2 separate regions of the Homo sapiens genome follow, and region 1 is linked to region 2. The links are chromatin loops, found by intact Hi-C in ENCODE. Cell type or tissue: transverse colon. All regions are shown on one strand. Links, peaks and the distances in the headings refer to the core of each region. The heading gives the core; the rest is flanking DNA. Region 1 has its middle 85 kb from the start of MIR466. Region 2 overlaps RBMS3 (RNA binding motif single stranded interacting protein 3).

The links. Hi-C counts contacts between places; a loop is a spot of excess contacts. Peaks named below come from ENCODE experiments on the same cell type or tissue, not always from the same donor. Only the 100,000 strongest peaks of a DNase experiment are listed, where the experiment ranks them.
Region 1: a loop joins it to region 2, with 22 times the contacts of the local background. A loop is called at or near these places in 1 of 110 quality-filtered maps.

Annotation. Positions count from the first base shown.
Region 1 is chr3:31,244,875-31,249,275 of GRCh38, forward strand. No RefSeq gene overlaps it. Among named protein-coding and RNA genes, the nearest start is that of MIR466, 85 kb to the left of the region's middle. RefSeq lists an enhancer at 667-736. In transverse colon, for the core only: no CTCF peak of the experiment used is centred there; no DNase peak of the experiment used is centred there.
Region 2 is chr3:29,451,417-29,455,817 of GRCh38, forward strand. All of the region lies in intron 2 of RBMS3 (RNA binding motif single stranded interacting protein 3), which reads left to right. Among named protein-coding and RNA genes, the nearest start is that of RBMS3, 170 kb to the left of the region's middle. In transverse colon, for the core only: no CTCF peak of the experiment used is centred there; a DNase peak (open chromatin) is centred at 1,975.

The DNA of each region.
Region 1 (4,401 bases), core at 288-4,287, 1.8 Mb after region 2:
TCCCCAAAGTAGGTTGTCAAAAGAAATATACTCTTAGACAGTAAACTGTACCCATTATCTATTGCCACAATAATGCTGCAAAGCAAGCAACCACAAAATCTCCGTGAGATAAAACAATAAACATTTATTTTTGTTCACAAGATTATGAGTTGTCTGGGGATTTCTGCAGATCTGAGCGGGGATACTTCACATGACTGTGGCCTTGTCCAGACAATTAGATTCACCTGACTGATCTCTATTTCTCTCGTCCTCCATCATCTTAGCTTGGTCTCAGAGTGGTAGCAGGGATACAAAGTTACTGGGTAGAGGAGGTAGATATGAGGAGGCTAATAAGGAGGACCATCAAAGCAATAATTCTCCTTGTGAATGCCCTCCAGCTATAGACCACCAGGAACACATCTAAAAATGTTGGGTTTATTACTCATTTCAGTGAGGGAGAATTCACACCGTGGGAAACCTTGAGTCTTGTTAGTGAGAGGGCATTACAAAGCATTTGTAGGATTTGTGTTTTGTGTTAAGTGATTTTAGTGTGTAGGGCTTTGGTTTGGATTGGCTGATGTCCAGAAGCAGGGGTATCTTATGAATGGGTATCTTAATAAATCTTATCTATCTAGAATGTGGGAAGACCAGAAAAGATTAACGCTGTACTTGGTAAAGAAGCAGCAATCCCTTGTATTAGCCATGAGAGGGGGATGGTTGGTCACTTCTGTGGCTTGTACAATGTACATGTTTTGTTGTGTTCAGACATGGTCATGAAGTGGTCTTGTCTTTGTCATGCTCCACCATCATCACAGAGTAGCCTGGTCTGACACTGATGCTCTGTGAAGTTATTTTCAACAGGAGAGCACTAAAGTCTAGCTGTGATGCCAGCCGGCTCCAAGAGGTCAGGCTGCTTTTCTTCTCATGTCACACACACACTCCCAGTTGGTTACCCTGGCAATTTTACTTAATGCTTTCATTCATCATAGCAAGAGGTGATTCAAAATAAATGAACTTGATTTTTTTTTTAAAAAAAAAAAAGCTTTGGTATAAAAGCACCAACAGTAAACACAGAACCCAGTTAAACACAGAGCTATATCTAAATGAATATTATAAATATGGTTATAATATATCAAAAGCGATCATGAAATGAGACATATAAGCCATATAATAATAGTTTAATAATAAGAATTTAGGTATAACCCCCAAATTATATTAACAAGAGTAAAGAATGAAAAATGGAGAGTAGGAGAAAGTTGAAATGTAGAGCATTTCTCATTTTAGAGAATGGGAGGTCAAAAGACAATGGTTCTTTTTCTTTTTTTTTTTTCCTCTATCAAGTTTGGAGAAATAAAGGTGCCATACGTTTTTGAAAAACTTAATGAAAACTACTTGTAGTGCTAATAAACAGAATGTGTACCTTCCAAATGATTACAGAAAATAAAAGCCACCCCTAAAAAATTGTAGCATCAGACAGAAAACAAAGAAACTAATCAAAAGCATTTTTTAAGCATAAAACAAAATGGCTGAAATAAGACCAAAAGTCTTACTCATTCATTTGTCTTCCCTCCTTTTCTTACCCCTGCTCTTGCCTTAGACCAGGCCCTGATCTGCTCTCTGTCTTCTAAAATACAGCATACAGCCTCCTAATCAGCCTCTCTCCCTCAGATCAGATCTTTGCAGAGCAGAGGCTGCACTCATGCTATCATTTGTAGAGTGGGGACATTGGCAAACTGTTGATTACAGGTGTGCAATGAGGAGAGAACAGAGATTAAGACAAGCATGTGAAGCTTTTGTAGCAATTTGACAAGCTATTTTGTGTCTGTTGAAACTAATAATTAATAATTGGTGCTTGCATTTTGTACCTTTTTATTACATTTTTCTAGTAACTCATTTTTTATTATAGTTTCTAAAAATATCAGTCTGTAATATATGAGAAAAGGCAGAAAACAGCTGGTCCTTCACCACGGATGGTTTGAGAAGCCCAGAGCATATCTAAGTGAATTCCATGGAATCTGTCACTTCTCTGCCCACAAACATTCAGTGGCTCCCTCCTGTTCCTAACAATGATTCTTCTTTTCCTGCCTCCACACTATTCCTATGGGCAACATTGCCTATCAGTCATGCCTCTTATTATACAGGGATTCTCAAAGGGAGAGGGCAGAGACGAAAATCTCAAACCTGGAAGGAAAGCAGTAGGAATGTGCACTTTGAAACATAAAACCCTAAAGATTTGGATACATCTGCAGTGTGTGTGTCCCCTTCCCTTCCTCCTCCGCTACCCTCAGGCCACACCTCCAGGCCCTCCCCAACAGCACCCCCAGAACTCAGGAGCTCAGAGATTGCACCCTGGACACACCCCGCAGTCCCCTGCCTGCCCCTTTTCTCTTCTTCCAAGACTGTCACCTCTCCCCTCCACCACACTCTGCTCCTTCTTGAAGCCCCAACTCAAAAGTCATGCTTTCCTGTTCCCTCCTTCCCAACCCCTCCCAGGCAAATTTTCTTGCTCCTTTGAGGCAAAAGCTCCATACACATACCTAACTTTGACACTGAGGCTTCAATTTTAGGGGTTTTCCTAAGGACAAAATTAGGGTTTATGTACAAATTTATCTATAAAATTATTAAATTCAGAGTAGTACAGGATTGGTTAAATAACTAACTTCTGTCCATACAATAGAATAATACACAGCTACTAAAAATTTTGAAGAAGAATGCATGTAACATGGAAATATGTTTGCAATGATCTGTTAAGTAAACAAGTAGATTATAAAATAAAATGTGTAGGTACATATATGGGAAATGTTTAAATGTTATTTAAATATAGTGATAAATATAAGCATAATATAGATCTAGTTACAGATAAAGACACACACACAGACAAAGGGACAGGCACAAATGTAGGCCAAGATACAAAGATGCATACAGATGCAGATACAGACCAAATGTGAAGAAGTGTTATTTCTGTGTTATGGGATTATAAGTAGTTCCGGTTTTTCTCTTTTTTCCTATCTGTATGTTCTACCAGAAATGTTGATTATTTTTTGCAATAAGAAAAAAAAAGTTAAAGAATTAATTGTTGCCCATGCAGGTTGCCATGGAGCTCTGCACAGTCTTGGAGGAAAGCACTTCCCCTTGTACCTTTGGTTGTTTACTTTGCCAGCTCCCACTGGATGTGGTCCCAGGAGGTAGAATCACCTGGCAAACACAGCATCCCAACACTGAACAGTCTCCAATGACACATTTGCAGAACTAAACTGAATGTGTTGAATTGCCCGAAGACAAACACTGAACAGTCAGGCATCCATGCCATTTCCCAGGAAACCAAAAATTGAATTGATCAAAATGACCAGGGCAGCTGGACTCATGAAACATGAGTCTTTAGTACTCACCTGTCTGGATGAAGTGTGAGTTGAACTTGGTCAAGGGAAACGTGAAAAAACCCTATTGGAAGTGCCCGTTAACCTTAATGGACACTGCATTAAGCAGCCCTCCCCAGCTGTGTTTGTGGAAGAAGCCTGGGCTGTGATGACTCATCCAGTGGGTATTGATTCTTTTCAGGTAGTTCAGAGGGAAAGTTTTTCGTGAAACTGCCTGGGAAATGGGGCAAGTCCCCAGAATGAGCATATTAGCAGATATGATTTTTCACTTAGTTTCTGTGTGTTTGTGTCTCTGTATAATAATAATGCTCTCTGAAACGTATAGACTGGCTTTCCCCTGAAGAGGATACAGTTCTTTCACACATATTGAGCCCAATTTTCCCATTTCTCAAGTTTCTCTCAAAGAGTGTGAGTACTTCAAGACACATTAGCTCTGCAAAGCGTCTGGACTTTTATTTACTGACAGACGGCTACTGCTGAAGGAATCAAGGCAGCTTAACGCCATCTGACTGTGTTGGCTTCCAGACACTCACAGCCTCCCAGGGCCTCTCATTCATCCTTATACATCATGTGTGAAAGAGCTAGCGGCAGGTAGAGCATCACACAATTATAGAGACAGAGGCACTGTGCATTGCCTAGCACTGTAAACCTATTCTAGTGAGTTGAATGGTGGCCTCCAAAAGGTATGTCCGTCCAGAGCCTCAGAACGTGTCCCTTATTTGGAACAAAGGTCTTCACATATGTGATTTGGGTAAGCATCTGAAGATGAGATCATCCTTGACTAGGGTGGACTCTAAATCCAATGGCCTGTCCTTATAGGATAAGAGAGGGAGAAATTAACACAGAAACACACTGAGAAGAAGGCCATGTGAAGACAGAAGCAGAGATTGGAGTGATGCTGCTATAAGCCAAGGACCTCCAGGAATCACCGGAAGCTGGAAGAGGCCAGGAAAGATTCCTAGAGCCCTTGGAAAGAGCACAACCCCATCTGACAATTTGACTCTGGCCTCTAAAACTGTAAGCAAACAACCTTCTGTTGTCTTCC
Region 2 (4,401 bases), core at 238-4,237:
AGATAGTAAAGGTAAAATTTGGGGACATCAGGAAATGGTCCACAGAAAAAAGACCACTCAACCAGCATCTTAGTGTCTCCCTAATATATAATTAAGCAAAATTCAATATTACCTACAATATCCTCAGCTTTCCCTTCTACTTATGAGGATTTTGTGGTTTTTGTTTTTTTCAGATATTTAAGTAGATCAGGATCCTTTACTTTTTGAGAGGGCAGGCATGGCAGGTTTTGCACAAAACCACTGGGGAAGGAAGGATGCTGTCACTTTTTTTCATCTTGGATCAGAACTGATTGGCAGTGTGCTTATTCATTTATGCCTACAGTGCTTCATTTGAGATGGGCTAATGGACAGGTACCTGGATATTCTTTGCTAGCCAGCTTAGATAGTAAATATGCAACTGTTTTTCAAGAAAGTTTCCAAGCATACCACGTTCATGTTGTTGCAGCATATCCTGTGTGAATCGTGTGAACAAATCATGGTGTAACCCACCTTAAATTCAATAACACAATTTGCTAATCCCCTTTGTTTCCCCTGAAAAGAGGAGGAAAAATCAAAGTTGCATAGTGAGTGTTATGAGGGATATTTTGCATGAACAAACACAAATTAGGCCATGGACTTTCAGAGCAGTTGTTTTCTGGATCTAGATGTGTCCATTATGCTTGAAGGATGTCAAGTTATACATTTAGGCATGACGTCAGATAACAGGGATTTTCCTGTGTAAGAAGCTCGTAGTCTCTGGCTGTGATATGTACAATATATGGCTCCCTCTCAATAGGAAATGTCCCTCCCAGTTGATTCTCAGCTTATTTAACTCTCTGTTGTACCTCCTATTTTCAACAATCCTCAGGGTGTGTGGACGAGTTTTAAACAGAGCATAGATATACAGTCTTGCCATCTGGATCAATGGAAGCAAAAATGAGAAAACCCATGGCTTATTACCTGCCTCCTTTTTTTGGAGGCTTTGACCTGGTTCTATTTAAGAGCATTCTCATATATTTTACTCTGTGATCTAGAATCAACAAATTTCTGCAAAATCTATACCAAAAGCAAGGTTTCTTGAAATAATTGGGAAAAAAAGAGAGATTTAGGATTTCAAATGTCAATAATTACATTATTCTGACACCTAGAATGCCCGTAAGCCAACTTCAAGTGTTGTTTGGTATATTTTGCGAAAAGAATTGAAACCAGTCCAGGAAAGCTGGAGATAAGAAAGAGTTTCAGCTGTTGAGCCACAGGAATCAGTTATTATTAATGTCCCATCAAATTATTTGACATTTATTTGCTTGATTTTATGTAGGGGACCTAGGTTATAGTTTATGAAAACAGGTAAAAACTTGCAATAAAATGGAAAGAAACATACATTGTCACTATCCTTCCTGAGTAGCTCAAACCAGGAATTTTATAATAAACAGAATAAGTTAAGGTAAAGCTGGGTCCTCAACAAGGGTTCTAAGAGGTCACTAAAATTGCATGCAAAATTTTGAAAGTATGCTTGAATATACATTTTTCAGGGTCAAGTTTACATAGCCTGAAAATGTTTTAAAAATTGGTGTAAATTTTAATGCATTCTGGACGTATAGAACCTAATACTTGTAATCTTGCTATTAATATGTTGATACATTGGAGAAAATCTACATATTCACAGAGTTTACACTGAAAGCTCTTTGAATCCCCGCTGCTTCCCTTGCTTGCTAAGACAGAAGCCTCAGGGACAAGGGCAGCTGCTTCCAGGATGTGAAATTTAGCTAATCTCAAATGTTTGACTTTGAACTCATTTGGAAGATATGTTTTAGTATGTAGCATTTGCTTTTCAGCCATTTTCTCTGGAATGCTTTTACTCCACTTAGGTAAAGAAAACTGGGACTTAGGGCTTCCACAGGAAGTAGATACCACTGGATTGGATTTTAGACAAGGAAGTGTTCTGTGTCTCTGGTTTGGCACAGCCTGGTGAAAATTGTTGAACTGCAGCATTTCAGACCTGGTGCCAGCCTAATGGCTACATGCCAAGATTACTATTTGGCGACAAGCAGCCAGACAAGCAGCTGGTTATTGCAGCGAATCCGAGCAGTGTGCCTGAGGCCATGTCTCTGTTGCCAGATCCCCCAACCCAGTTAGTAACCAAACCCTTGAGGCTTTCTCTGGGTTTGTTCTCTTCCAGCCTCATGGTGGGCTTTGGCCTGGCAAGGGTCGTCTCCAGCAGGTTGTCCTGCATGCGTCCTGAGCTGTGGTGTCTGGCTGGAATTAGGATGCTTATAGACCACGTAAAGTTAAGAGATTTCTTGGCAGCTGTGGCTGACACTGTGGGGGCACTGGCCAGAGCATGCTTGCACTAGAGGCTGGCTGGAAGAGGGCAGAATCAATATGAGCTGCTGGCATTCCACGCTAGCCAGGGGTGATGAAGTGACAGCCTGCTGGCATCTCCCTTTGGCCCTGCTGGCATCTATTTTGCACTGTTCTTTGTGAAAAGTGCTAAGACTGAGGGACCTGGTGAGCAAACTTGTCAGAGGAAATGAACTGGAGGAGGTGAGGGAAGAGAAACTGGCCCACAAGATAGAGCCACAACCAGTGACTGTAATGATAGTAGCAATAGGTGATCACAGTCTTAAGTAAATTTTCTCTGTATTTCCAAAGTGGAAAAAAAATTTCTTCCCTAGGCATTTCAACTCCCTTTTTCTGCCAGAACTTCTGGACCTTGAGAATAGTTTGATGTTAAGCTTTTGGAAGGGAGAAAGTATAGCTTTCCAGGAGGCCCCAGCTCCCTGTAGGTATTCCCCTCCTGGGATCTGGCACCATCTGTAAGTTTGCTGCAGCTGCTGATGAATTTAAACTGAGTTAGCAGGAGTTGGGCACAGCATATTTAGAAAGCACTCATCCCTCTTCTTTTGTTGGGGTGGGAGTGAGGAGAAGGGACTCTGGCAAGATTAGTTTCCCTCTGTTCACTCACAGACACCGTAATACTGTTTGCAGCACTGTGTCCTCCATGTTGATTCCTGGGTAATTCTCAACATCTTTGAAAGGATCTGGTAATTTCTCCCAGGGAAAGTTGAAGTATACTACAATGGTGGATCTATTAAAAATATTGGCATGGAAGAACAAGAGCTCTATTGTCTCTAATCCGCGTCACCACCCAGGACAAGCACCAACAGGACGCTTTCTATGAATCGTGTCTTTTATTCCACATATGTAATCACTTTCTGGAACTAAGTTTATGACTAGAATATCCAGCACTTAACATAAATGAAGTAAGTAGAATGAGAGTATAGTTTCAATGGTATTCTGCCATGGTAAAAATTTTCTGTTGCCTTTTCTTTGATTCGATACAGTGATAACTCTTTTACTTATTTGAACATTTATCCAAGAAACCTTAATGTTGTAGCCCAACATATAAAACAACCCTCAGGGCTATCTAGGTCACAGACAAAGCAGAGTCACATACATAGTTTCAGGAAAAATTCTATTAGTAGTTTAATGAATACTTCATTTCCAAATAATTTTATAATATTAGATCTGAGTGTTTTTTAAAATGTAGCTATGCATTTCAACGTCAAAATAGCACATTGGTATTTGGCATTTTTGTTCATGAAGTCATAGTTGAATAATTTGTGTTTGAGCCTCTATTTACTCCATCTCCCTCCCTATCTATCTGTTGAACACTCACTCATACCTAAGAAACTCACATGCATTTCATAATGCACTCTACATTTTGTCTCCAATTTTTGCAGGATCGTTCGCCACAACATACATGTATGTTCCCGTTTCACTTTGCCTATATCTCGATCATCACAGTTTTCACCCTGTGTTCTAGTTCTTTAATACATTTTCATCTCTTCTGTTAGCCTGAGGATTCTGAAAGCAGGAATTGTCTTATCCTTTATTGTATACATTATGATTTTAGGGAAATTAAATTGTATAGTAAATAAAAATTAACACCATTTACAGCAAGTACATTTAAAGTTTGAAATACAGAGGTAGAGTCGATTCTTGTTATTCACAGAATGTTTTTCTATGAAGTCACCGCAAACACTGGATTATCAAATATTGAACCAGAGCTCCTGTGGAAAGTGTAGGGTAAGATTCCCACAAGCCTCTGATCACAACTTTCTCATCAACCAGTTAATGTGTAACTGTTTTGCATGTTTCTGTTTAAAGACACCTACTTAATAGATATTGTTAATTCATTGACATTTGTCAATCAAATCAAAATTAAGTTTATAATTTACAAACTCAAGGCCAAAGCACTGTAACTGATACCTGAACAAAGCTTATCTAATACACATACTTTCTCAGGAAGGTGCATCCTAGCTTCCTGGCACTTAGGAACACACTAGAGAGCACTTTACCACTACACGTGGGGACCATTTTAAACAGCAAAATCACACACACGCACAAAAAAAAAAAAAT